2 separate regions of the Mus musculus genome follow, and region 2 is linked to region 1. A link is a loop called in an ENCODE intact Hi-C map of the cell type or tissue named here. Cell type or tissue: left cerebral cortex. All regions are shown on one strand. Links, peaks and the distances in the headings refer to the core of each region. The heading gives the core; the rest is flanking DNA.

Region 1 (5,384 bases), core at 292-5,291:
CTGACTCTTTAGGTTGTTTCCAGTGCAAATTCTATTGTAAATTATAACATGGAGAATTTCACTATGTGTTCATCTTTGCATGCCTGTGTGTTAACATATCTCTAACAGATAAACTTGTGGAGTGTAATTAGCTAGTTCAAGGCATGCATCAAGGACATGAGTCAATATTTTGGCAACTAAACTTGCAAATGCTTTCCTCTATTTGGGAAACTCCTGATATTGTCCTGTTGGGCAGGAGGCAGAGCCCACTTGCTAGGGTGGAGGCACAAAATGGCAGATGCTCATGTTCCTTTGCCATTGTAATGAGACTATGCTGTCAACAGTTCATGCTAGAGAACCATACAATCTGTGTTTTAATATCACAAAAGCTTGTTTTAAGTACATTTATGATGTTGTGTTGGACCACAATCATGGTTATCCTTGGGTATATGTGGCCCATGGACCACAGGTTGGACATGCCAGTGAGGGAGTTCTTTTGGGGACCAGAGGGCAGGTATGTGACTTGTGACCTAAATTCTCCTCGAGGTTGCAGTAGGAAGCAATGGTGGCATGACTCTGTAGTAATGGTGGCTACCATTGTTCAGCAGCAGCAATGAGTATTGCTGCTAAATATTTTTTTGTGTCTGTGACTTTGATGGTAGCTGTTGGCAGCTTCCTGACCACTTTTGTTCTTGCCCAATATTGAGGTCTAAAACTTTGGCCTTTCCTGGGATTTTGTAAGTCACTCAGTAAAAACAAAATAAAGCAAATCAAATCAAAGCAAAGCAAACAGCCCCAAACAATATGAACCACAAAAGAACAGCTTTTCTTTTTATATTAACTAAAGCCATCGAGCTTTTAACACAGCATATGCATTTAGAAACATGGACTCCAGTGCCAAATTGACCTCCAAAGACGTGGCCCAAATTCCCATTCCAGTTCAGTGGGGCCCACACATTCAGATTTCTGGGTCTTTCCTCTAGTGCAATCTATGTTGCCTTGCAGTGATTTGTTTCTTACCCATTCTCCTACATTAAGCCTTTAACCTAGAGCCTGACACATGTAGTCATCTATGTCTACTAAATTAATGAATGAAAGGAACTGTTTTTAAAGTGCTCGAGGCAGGTCAAAGGCAGCATAGTCGGAATTACTAACTGGGAATTGGGAGGATATCTCCACTCAACTCCCTATTCTGAAGTGGGAGCTAGTGTCCAGAGGAGGTAAGTGACTTGACCAAGAGCATAATTAATTGGCCAGGTTGAAGCAGCTATCAGAGCTGTGTTTGCCAGGTCTATTAGAAGCCTACCTCCAAGTCCTCTGTGTAGGAGCCTATAAGGACTGCTGCAGCTTTCACAATGTTTTTGTCCTATACTTTATGACCAAGGGGTAGATTTTAGCTAAAATGATGTGCAGAGCAGTTGGCTCAAAGCTGTGGAGCTGCCAGAAAATCAACCTGGAAAATGGGGAAGGCTGGCAACCACCCGTTTGGAAAATTGCCTTTGTATGTGACTGGAGGGCATGCACATGTGCGTAAGGATCAAGCACTCTCCTTTCCGTGCTAGATTTTTCATTTCCTTTTTTTCTTTGTATTGCTTTCAAATCAAAGGGAAGCCATGGCAGAGAGAGAACCTCTTGCCCTGAGCTACATATATGAAAATGAAGGAGGTTATGGGACGGGAATGTTTTCAATAATGGATTGGAGGTATGGCCTTTTATAGGAAATGAAGCGAAACTGTTACTAAGCCGATGCTGAGGGACTGAGGTGGGATGGGATGGGGGAGGGCTACTAATTTCAGTGAATTGCCCCCTCCCCCAAGATTCATTTATGTACAACCAACTGGTTGGTTAAGAATCAATTTTAGACTGAATGGGCAGTTGCTTGTCCTACTTAAAGGACTTAATTTTTTGACATTTCTATTGCCACAGCTTGATAGAAAAATATTCATAAAGTCAAGTCCGTTTTGAAGAGAACATCTGTAAAATTGGGTCAGCAGATATGTTAGACGATGGAATGAAGGATGAAATACAAACCTGTCTGGTCTGTGCTTTATAGCAACAGGGAAGTGCTTTGTTTCCAGGGCGAGCACTTGGATTGGAGCCTTTTGGCTCTGATGGCTCGGACCTGCCACATAACCCAGGTTCAGAAGCAGCCAAGGGGCACCACTGCCTTCAGCCTTGGCTTTCTGGGCTTAGCTCCAGCTCAGAGGCAGAGACAGCATGTGGTTCCTCAAAGAAACCACTGGAGGCCGCTGTGGCACCAAGAACTCAGGAAGGGTGCCCAGCTGGTGGCAGAGGGTGTCTCTAAGGAATAATGACTGTCACACACACTGACTGTTCTTGAATTCTAGTCCAGGGGTTTAAAGACACTGTTATGAATTAACATGAATAAAATATTCGGTAGATTAAGCGAAGGTCCTGGCTCTCCTGGGGTTGTTTTCTAACTGCTAACATGCTTTATACCCCTCTGGGACTGGGTCCTTTTTGCAGCCCAGAGGCATAGGTTTTATCTATGGTGAAAACGTCCTCCCCAAATGACACAAAGGTTGCTGCTGCAGCCTGTAGTATTTATACTTTTGTAAAACAGGATATTATGCTGTCTTCTCTGTCAGCCATTATTGGCAGCAAGTACCAGCCATCATGTGGACCAAAGAAACAAGCTTGCCTGACTGAATGTTAGACACCTCATTAATATGATTTTTAGACGAGCAACAAAGAATTTCTTGATATAATACATCCTAAATGTTGAATGAGTCATACCTACATAGAATAATTCTTTATCTTCGTTTCAAATTTATCTTACTATTTAGTATTCTTATTGATAAAACCTGTTCTTTTTACACAGGAAGCATGTGTGGCTATTGGGAGTTGCCCTGGGGGAACTTGGAGTCAAGACCATCAGAGCTGAAGTTAGGCGTAGGAGGGGAGAGGGATTGTGTGAAATGGGGACTAGGAGGAGGGAGGCTGCGATTGGGATGTAAAGAATAAATAAATTGATGGGAAAAAAGACTTCTGTTCCAAGATGGATGTGTGTGTGTGTGTGTGTGTGTGTGTGTAACATGCGTTGGTGTATGGTGCATGTATAGAGGATGACGAGCAGGAGTCTGGGAGTCTGTTTTCTTCTTCCACTCTAGGATCTGAGGATGGGACTCAGGTCGTTAGACTTGAGCTTTACTCACTGAACCATCTTGCTAGCCCCACTTCCTTTCTTTCTTTTTGGTTATGCTCTTGCCTTAATGTTACACAGGTATGTTGGCTTTGGGTGACTTTATTTTAAATCCCACTGAAATGCAGGGTTCAAATTCAACTAATGGCCATGATTCATTGGCTCTGAGAGACCTGTGCATAACTCATGGTATTGTTAGAATACATGAGACTATGTGAACTGACAGATTGTAGCAAACCTGAACACCAGAACAGTTATCCTGTTGTACCATCACCCTGATTTTGTCTGGTCCTCAACCTTGGGTGTACCATCTAGAGAATGAGTAGTGAGGCTGGGATGGGAACAAGCTCTGGGATGAGGCGCTTGTTCTCATTCCTGGATGATTTTTCCTTCAGTAGTCATGGCCTTATCAAAGTGAACTTAGTGAACTGCATGGATTTTGTCGGAGAAGGAATCAACTTGGAAGTACTAGTTTGAAGCATCTTTGCTGCCCTTCTAACAAGGTGGCAGATTGAAGACAGGTGTGATAGAGCTCAAATATTTCCTCTCTTAAAGTGTAATGGGTAGTTTTAACTGTCAACTTGACACCACCTGGACTCATTTGGGGAAGTAAGTTTCTATAGGGGATTGTCTGGATTAGGTTTGCCTGTGGCCATTGCCCTGGTTACTTTAATTGATATGGGAAGACTCAGCCTGAGAGTGGCTGGCATGTTCCCTGATTTGGGGCCTGGCCTGTCTAAGAAAGGCAGCTGAATATAAAAGCATGCATGCATTAATTTATTCGCTCCTGGGTGTGATGTGAGTATGTGCTTCAGATTTCTACCTTGGCTTTCCTGCAGTGAGCTAGAACAGACCCTGTTTGCCCTCAGTCGCTTTTTGTCAGAGTATTTTACCACAGCAACAGAAATAAAACTAGAACAAAGGCTTTGTGAACTCTCATTGTTTCTCACTAAGCCTGCTGCCTGGGCAGTTTTCCATGTCTTCCTCTCTTGCCAGGCTGCAGCTGTTTACCATGCAAGACTGTAACATGCATGGGGTAGGACTGAATTTGCTAAGACTAAAGGCAGACCCTGTTCAAGGCACCATCTATTAAGCCACTCAGGGTAGTGCAGATAGTGTTGTCCCAGGGGATAGTCTGAAGAAGTCCAGTTTGGCCAGAGGGCCTGCAGTAGCTTGTTTGGCTACTATTAACCAGCTTGCCATCTCGGTCAAGTTTATCTTGTAAATCCACTTCCCTAAATCAATGGCCTCCATTAGATTGGAACTAGAGAGAGGCTGCAGCATCTGTGAGCACTTTGGCAAATATTTGAATAAGCTTATGTGTGGGATCTCAGGAGGAAGAGCATCAGTTTTGTGACGATTTTTTTTTTTTTTTGCCACTTAGCCCCAGAGCCAACTGAGTGAGAGATTTTGAGGTGTTTCATCTTGCCCAGAGGTACTCGTTCTCTCCTTTTCTTTAATCTGTTAATGTAGAGTACAACCTATGCTTGGCCCAGCCATGATAGGCTTAGAAGCTTAAGAGTAACCTGGGGAAAGATGGACTATCATAAGATCTGGGCCTTTGGAGTGACACTCCATTTTCAGCTTTGATCACTGGAATACTTTGGTGGAGGGAGATGGGAGGCTGCATATATTGGATGAGAAAATGCAGTAAGATTGAATCAACATGTGTGTCAAAAGAGAATGAGTAGCCTGAGCTACAAATAATACTAGGACCCTAGCTAGTCATCTCACTGTTTTCTGCTATAGAGTATTTATCTGTGACATGGTGTAGCCTCCCCCAGCCTTGAGCAGGCTGGCTCAGACCTGTTCTGCTACTGTGAGCTAGGCCACCTAGGGTGGAGTCTTCTGACCTAGATAGGTCTATTGTTCTGCCACTTCTGCGGTTTCCTCCTAGACACCACTACCTGCTGAGAGGTTGAACCTGTTTTCCAGACACTATCCCTAGGAAAAGAGTTCTTGGTGTGGTGGGGGATGGGGTTCCCCCCTCTTTAAGCTCAGACTCTTAAGTAAACTTTGGGCCTTGATCAGTATCTTTGTCCTGGTCTCATTATTTCTCTCACCTTTTTTCTCCCATGAAGCCCCAGCCTCCCTTTCAGGAACTCGGTTTGTGTAGCTGCAGGCAGCTACAACATGTATTCTCTTGGAGTCACGTGTGAAAACAAGTAATTTGAGAGGTTGTACTAGTTAGGATTCTTCAGAGAGACAGAAGCAATAAGAAACATATTATTTCACCTATACA
Region 2 (5,384 bases), core at 239-5,238, 1.5 Mb after region 1:
TTTCACTAAAGCATCCCCTGATAATCAGGGACTGCTTTTCTCAAACCTACTCTCTCATGTCTCAGGGTGTAAACTATCTCTAGTCAGGGTCCAAAGACAAAAAGCATCTATGAGAATTATCTTCTCTTCTCTAGATTTTAGCATAACTCTAAACACAAACACAAAAACACTACCATTACCTTGCCCCATTCCTTTTTTTTCCAATTTTTTATTAGATATTTTCTTCATTTACATTTCAAATGCTATCCCGAAAGTCCCCCATACCCTACCCCCACCCCCACTCTCGTACCCACCCACTCCCACTTCTTGGCCCTGGTGTTCCCCTGTACTGGGGCATATAAAGTTTGTCCTTGCCCCATTCTTATGAGGTTTATTCTCCTTTGGCCCAAATCTTCTTTTACTTTCCTTTGCACAAGCTTCCAATTCCTGCAGCATCCTTCACTGTACCCTGCTTCCTGGAACTCCAATGTTGAGGCGCCATCTGACCAAGCCAGCTCAGTCAGTCAACAGGTTCTTCGGGGCAGGAACAAGAATGCAAAAGACACCATTGCACACACTAGCAAAATTTTGCTGAAAGGACCCAGATATAGCTCTCTCTTGTGAGATTATACCGGGGCCTAACAAATACAGAAGTGGATGATCACAGTCAGCTATTGGATGGGTCACACGGCCCCCAATGCAGGAGCTAGAGATATTACCCAAGGAGCTAAAGGGAACTGCAACCCTATAGGTGGAACAACAATATGAACTAACCAGTACCCCGGAGCTCTTGTCTCTAGCTGCATATGTATCAAAAGATGGCCTAGTCAGCCATCACTGCAAAGAGAGGCCCATTGGACTTGCAAACTTTATATGCCCCAGTACAGGGGAACGCCAGGGCCAAAAATGGGGAGTGGGTGGGTAGGGGATTGGGGGGGGGGTGGGTATGGGGGACCTTTGGGATAGCATTGAAAATGTAAACGAGGAAAATACCTAATTTAAAAAAAAGTTAAAAAAAAGAATGCAAAAGAAAAAAGACAATTAGACAACATTGTAGCATGACCCCAGCCATTTCTGAGGCTGAGGCCTAGAGCTCACATTCTTATTAAATTTATTTATTTTGTGTTGTGCATGTGCCACCCTAGTGCATGTGCCACCCCTAGTGCAGGTGGAGGTCAGAGGACAACTTGAAAGAGGCACTTCTTTCTTTGCTTCATGTAGTCTTTGGAGATTGAACTCAGGTCTTCAGGCTTGGAAGCAAGTGTTTTAACACACTGAGCCATCTCTTCGTCCCTAAGGCTCATATTTTATTTCAAATTTTAATGTAAATGGAACATGTTTCATAATTCATGGCCTTATTAAAATGTTTTAATCTACTTAAATACAAATAAAACATATGCTAGAAAAGACTATGCTTATTGTTTATAAACCTAAACATTGTTTAAGAACATGCAAGCCCCAAGAGCAGGCAAAGGACCATTTGTAATTATAGGTTCTCCAGCAACATACTGGAGATACATTGTGATGCATAAAATCTAAATTTCTATTTTTAATTGAAAATAGATACTTCTTTCATACAATACATCCCAAGCACAGTTCCTCCTGCCTTTACTCCTCCTAGACCCCTCCACCACCTCATCTCTCTCCTGGATCCAGTCCCCCTCTGTCTTCCTTCAGAAAAGAGCAGGCTTCCAAGAGACAACAACCAAACACAATACAATAAGACAAAGCAAAAAACCTCATATCAAGGCTGGACAGTGCAAACCAAGAGGAGGAAAACAGCCCCAAGAGCAGGCAAATGAATCAAAGATGCACCTACTTCCACAGTTAGTAGTCCCACAAAACAGTAAGCTAACAGTCACAACATATACACAGAGGACCTGGTGCAGACTCCTGCAGACCCCATGCTTGTCACTACAGTCTCTGTAAGCCCATATGCACCCTGCTAAGTTGATTCAGTAGGCCAAGTTGTTCTGCTGTCTTCCATCACCTCTAACTCATACACTCTTTTCCTTCCCTCTTCCACTGGAATTCCCAAGCTCCAAGGGGAGGGACCCAATGGAAACCTCCAATTTAGATTCCCTCTCTCTCTCTCCACGTAATGTCTGACTATGGATCTCTGCATCTGTTCACATCTGCTGCCTGAATAAGCCTTTCTGATGACAACTAGACAAGGCACTGGTCTATGAGTATAGCAGAATATCATAGAAATTATTTCACTGATTTTTTTAGACCAGTCATGTTTGGTTCTCCTCCATTACCATTTTCTTCCTTGTATTGGAGTTTTCCTTCTAGCACCTTTTGTAGGGCTGGTTTTGTGGAAGGATGTTGTTTAAATTTGACTTTTCATGGAATATCTTGTTTTGGTTTGGTTTTTTCCATCTTTGGAGATTGAAAGTTTTGCTGGGTATAGGTGTCTGGGCCAGCATCTATGGTTTCTTGTGATATAAAAGACACCTATTCAGGCCCTTCTGGATTTTAAATCTCCTTTGAGAATCAGATAAAATTCTGATAGGTCTTCCTTTATATGTTACTTGGCCTTTTTACCTTTCAGCTTTTAGTAGTCCTTTCTTCTGTTAAGTGTTTTGAATATTATGTGACAGGGGAAATTTCTTTTCTGTTCCAATTTATTTGGTTTTATGTAAGCCTCCTCTTATACCTTTATGGACATATTCTTTTTAAGGTTAGGAAATTTTTCTTCTGCTGGGATCTCAGCCCCAGGCTGCATCCTCTCTGAAGCATCCAGGTGGGGGGTAGTTCATTGATGGGGCCAAGTCTTCTTGCAAAAGAGAGTAAGGTTGCTTTCTGTAATAATGTGTGCCTATCTTGACTTGAAGCTACTCTGAGGACAGAAGCTGCATGTCTCTGGATCTATTGACACTCGTTGCTAATAGTGGGGAGCCTGGGTAAAGGATTTATTGCTAGGGCTCACTTTTCTGGCTAGGCAGCCAGAAGCCTTTCGCTGGCCAGGCTGGGAAAGTCTTTGTGAACCAGAAGGGAAAGAAAGTAAAAGAATTAAGATGTTTTATACAAGCAAATATGCACAGACACATATACATTTTCATTTTCATTTACATTCTCATTCACATATTAACACATTCACATTTTCATTGGACCCAACCACCTGCTGGGAGAATACTCTCCACAAGTATTCATACATGCTTACATATACACATAAGTCTACACACATACATATAGACAAACAGACATATACATATTGATGGATGGTGTTTAGATAGATGGGGCAGAGATCCCCAAGTCAAACCATCCAACAAACCAACTTTGTCTTTTCTCTGGCCTTTTTATAACTTTTGAGACAAAATGTCCTTCAGAAAATAACCTCAGAGTTAAAATGTTATATAAAATGGGAATTACAGAAGGATGTTGATATAAAGTTCAAAGTAGTGTTTCATTCTATATGCTCATTATAAGTTCGAAGCAGTTTTCACATGACCTTGTCTTATCATAGTGCACACTATGACTTTAACCTTGGACCTAAATGTTTTTCCTTGGACACAAATTTGTCCTAAGCCTATTTCTCTTTTTACTGTAATTATGAAAGCTCATTGTATTTCTTATTATTCAGCCTTTACTTACTATTATAAGGAACTAGGCACATTCTATTCTTGATTCTAATTTTATTACATCTTTCTAGCAAAGAAACTAAGGCCATCTCTTAAAACTTTCTTTCTTCCTCCTCCTCTGCTTCTTCCAGCTTTTTCCTAATTCAACCATAGGGGTCAGCAGTTTCTGTCCATTGGTTGGGTGCAAATATCTGCATCTGACTCTTTCAGCTGCTTGTTGAGTCTTTCAGAGGGCAGTCATGTTAGATCCCTTTTTGTAAGCATCAGAAATAGTATCAGGCCTTAGAGTCTCCCCCTAAGCTGGATCATAATTTGGGCCGGTCTCTAGATCTCCTTTCCCTCAGTCTCTTCTCCATTTTTGTCCCTGCAGTTCTTTCAGACAGGAACAATTCTGGGTCAGAGTTTTTGACTGTGGGGTGGCAACCCCACTCCTCCACTTGATGTCCTGTCTTTCTACTGGAGGTGGACTCTACAAGTTCCCTCTCCCCACTGAAGGGCATTTCATCTAAGGCCCATTCCTTTGAGTCCTGAGAGTCTCTCACCTCTCAGGTCTCTGGTACACTCTGGAAGATCCCTCCCATCTACTACCTCCTGAGGTTGCATCTTTCCATTCTTTCTGCTGGCCCTCAAGGCTTCAGTCCTGTTCCAGCCTCCCAATACCTGATCATGTTCCCCTCTTCCCATCCCTATCCACTTTCCCACCCAGATCCCTCCCCCATTTCCCCACATTGTGATTGCTTTCTTCTCCTTCCCAAATGGGATTAAGGCATCCTCAGTTGCGCCCTTCAGCTTGTTAGCCTTCTTGAGTTCTGTGAATTGTGTCCTGGATATTCTGAGCTTTTGGACTAATATCCACTTATTAGTGAGTACATATCATGCATGTCCTTTGCAGTCTGAGTTACCTTATTCAGGATGATATTCTCAAGTTCCATCCATTTGCCTGCAAATTTCATGACGTCATTGTTTTTAATAGCTGAGTAGGATTCCATATGTAAACGTACCATATTTTCTGTATGTATTCTTCTGTTGAGGGACATTTGGGTTGTTTTCACTTTCTGGCTACTATAAATATAGCTGCTGTGAACATAGTGGAACATGTGTCTTTATTACATGTTGGAGCATCTTCTGGGTATAAGTCCAGGAGTGGTATAGCTGAGTCCTCAGGTAGTACTATGTCCAGTTTTCTGAGGAACTGCCAGACTGATTTCCAGAGTGGTTGTACCAGCTTGCAATCCCACCAACAATAGAGGAGTGTTCCTCTTTCTCCACATCCTAGTCAGCATCAACTATCACCTGAGTTTTTGATCTTAGCCATTCTAACTAATGTGAGGTGGAATCTCAGGTTGTTTTGATTTGCATTTCCCTGATGATTAAGGATGTTGAACATTTTTTCAGGTGCTTCTCAGCCATTCAGTATTCCTCAGACTAAATTCAGCCTACTGATTTAGATGCAAATCTTCTCCTGGGAGATCTGCATAGGCACACCCACAATCACATGCAAGCAGCTATCTGGGCACCCCTTTGCCCAGACAACACATAAAATGAACCACCACAACTCATTTTTCCTTTATTCTCACAAACATTTCATGTTTACATGATCTGTGGTCTTCCTTGAAGATTTCTGTCACTTCCCTAGAATGAATTACTTCTTTTCCTTCCTTACTTTCTATTTTTCATTTTTAAAAACTTCTCTCTTTTAACAAATGTTTATAAAGAGAAACTTTTATATTGCACACATATCTAATGAACTAAACAAAAAACCCTTTTTCCTCTGTAAAGGAAAACCAACCAACCAAACAACCAAACAAAAACCACACAGGG

What was found. Peaks named below come from ENCODE experiments on the same cell type or tissue, not always from the same donor. Only the 100,000 strongest peaks of a DNase experiment are listed, where the experiment ranks them.
Region 2: it touches region 1 in a loop (17-fold over the local background); 8 of 42 quality-filtered maps call a loop at or near these places.

What each region holds. Positions count from the first base shown.
Region 1 is chrX:70,327,486-70,332,869 of GRCm38, reverse strand. No RefSeq gene overlaps it. Among named protein-coding and RNA genes, the nearest start is that of Ids, 35 kb to the left of the region's middle. In left cerebral cortex, for the core only: a CTCF peak has its summit at 2,226 (motif pointing right); DNase peaks (open chromatin) are centred at 2,228 and 4,164.
Region 2 is chrX:68,840,582-68,845,965 of GRCm38, reverse strand. No RefSeq gene overlaps it. Among named protein-coding and RNA genes, the nearest start is that of Gm6812, 50 kb to the left of the region's middle. In left cerebral cortex, for the core only: no CTCF peak of the experiment used is centred there; no DNase peak of the experiment used is centred there.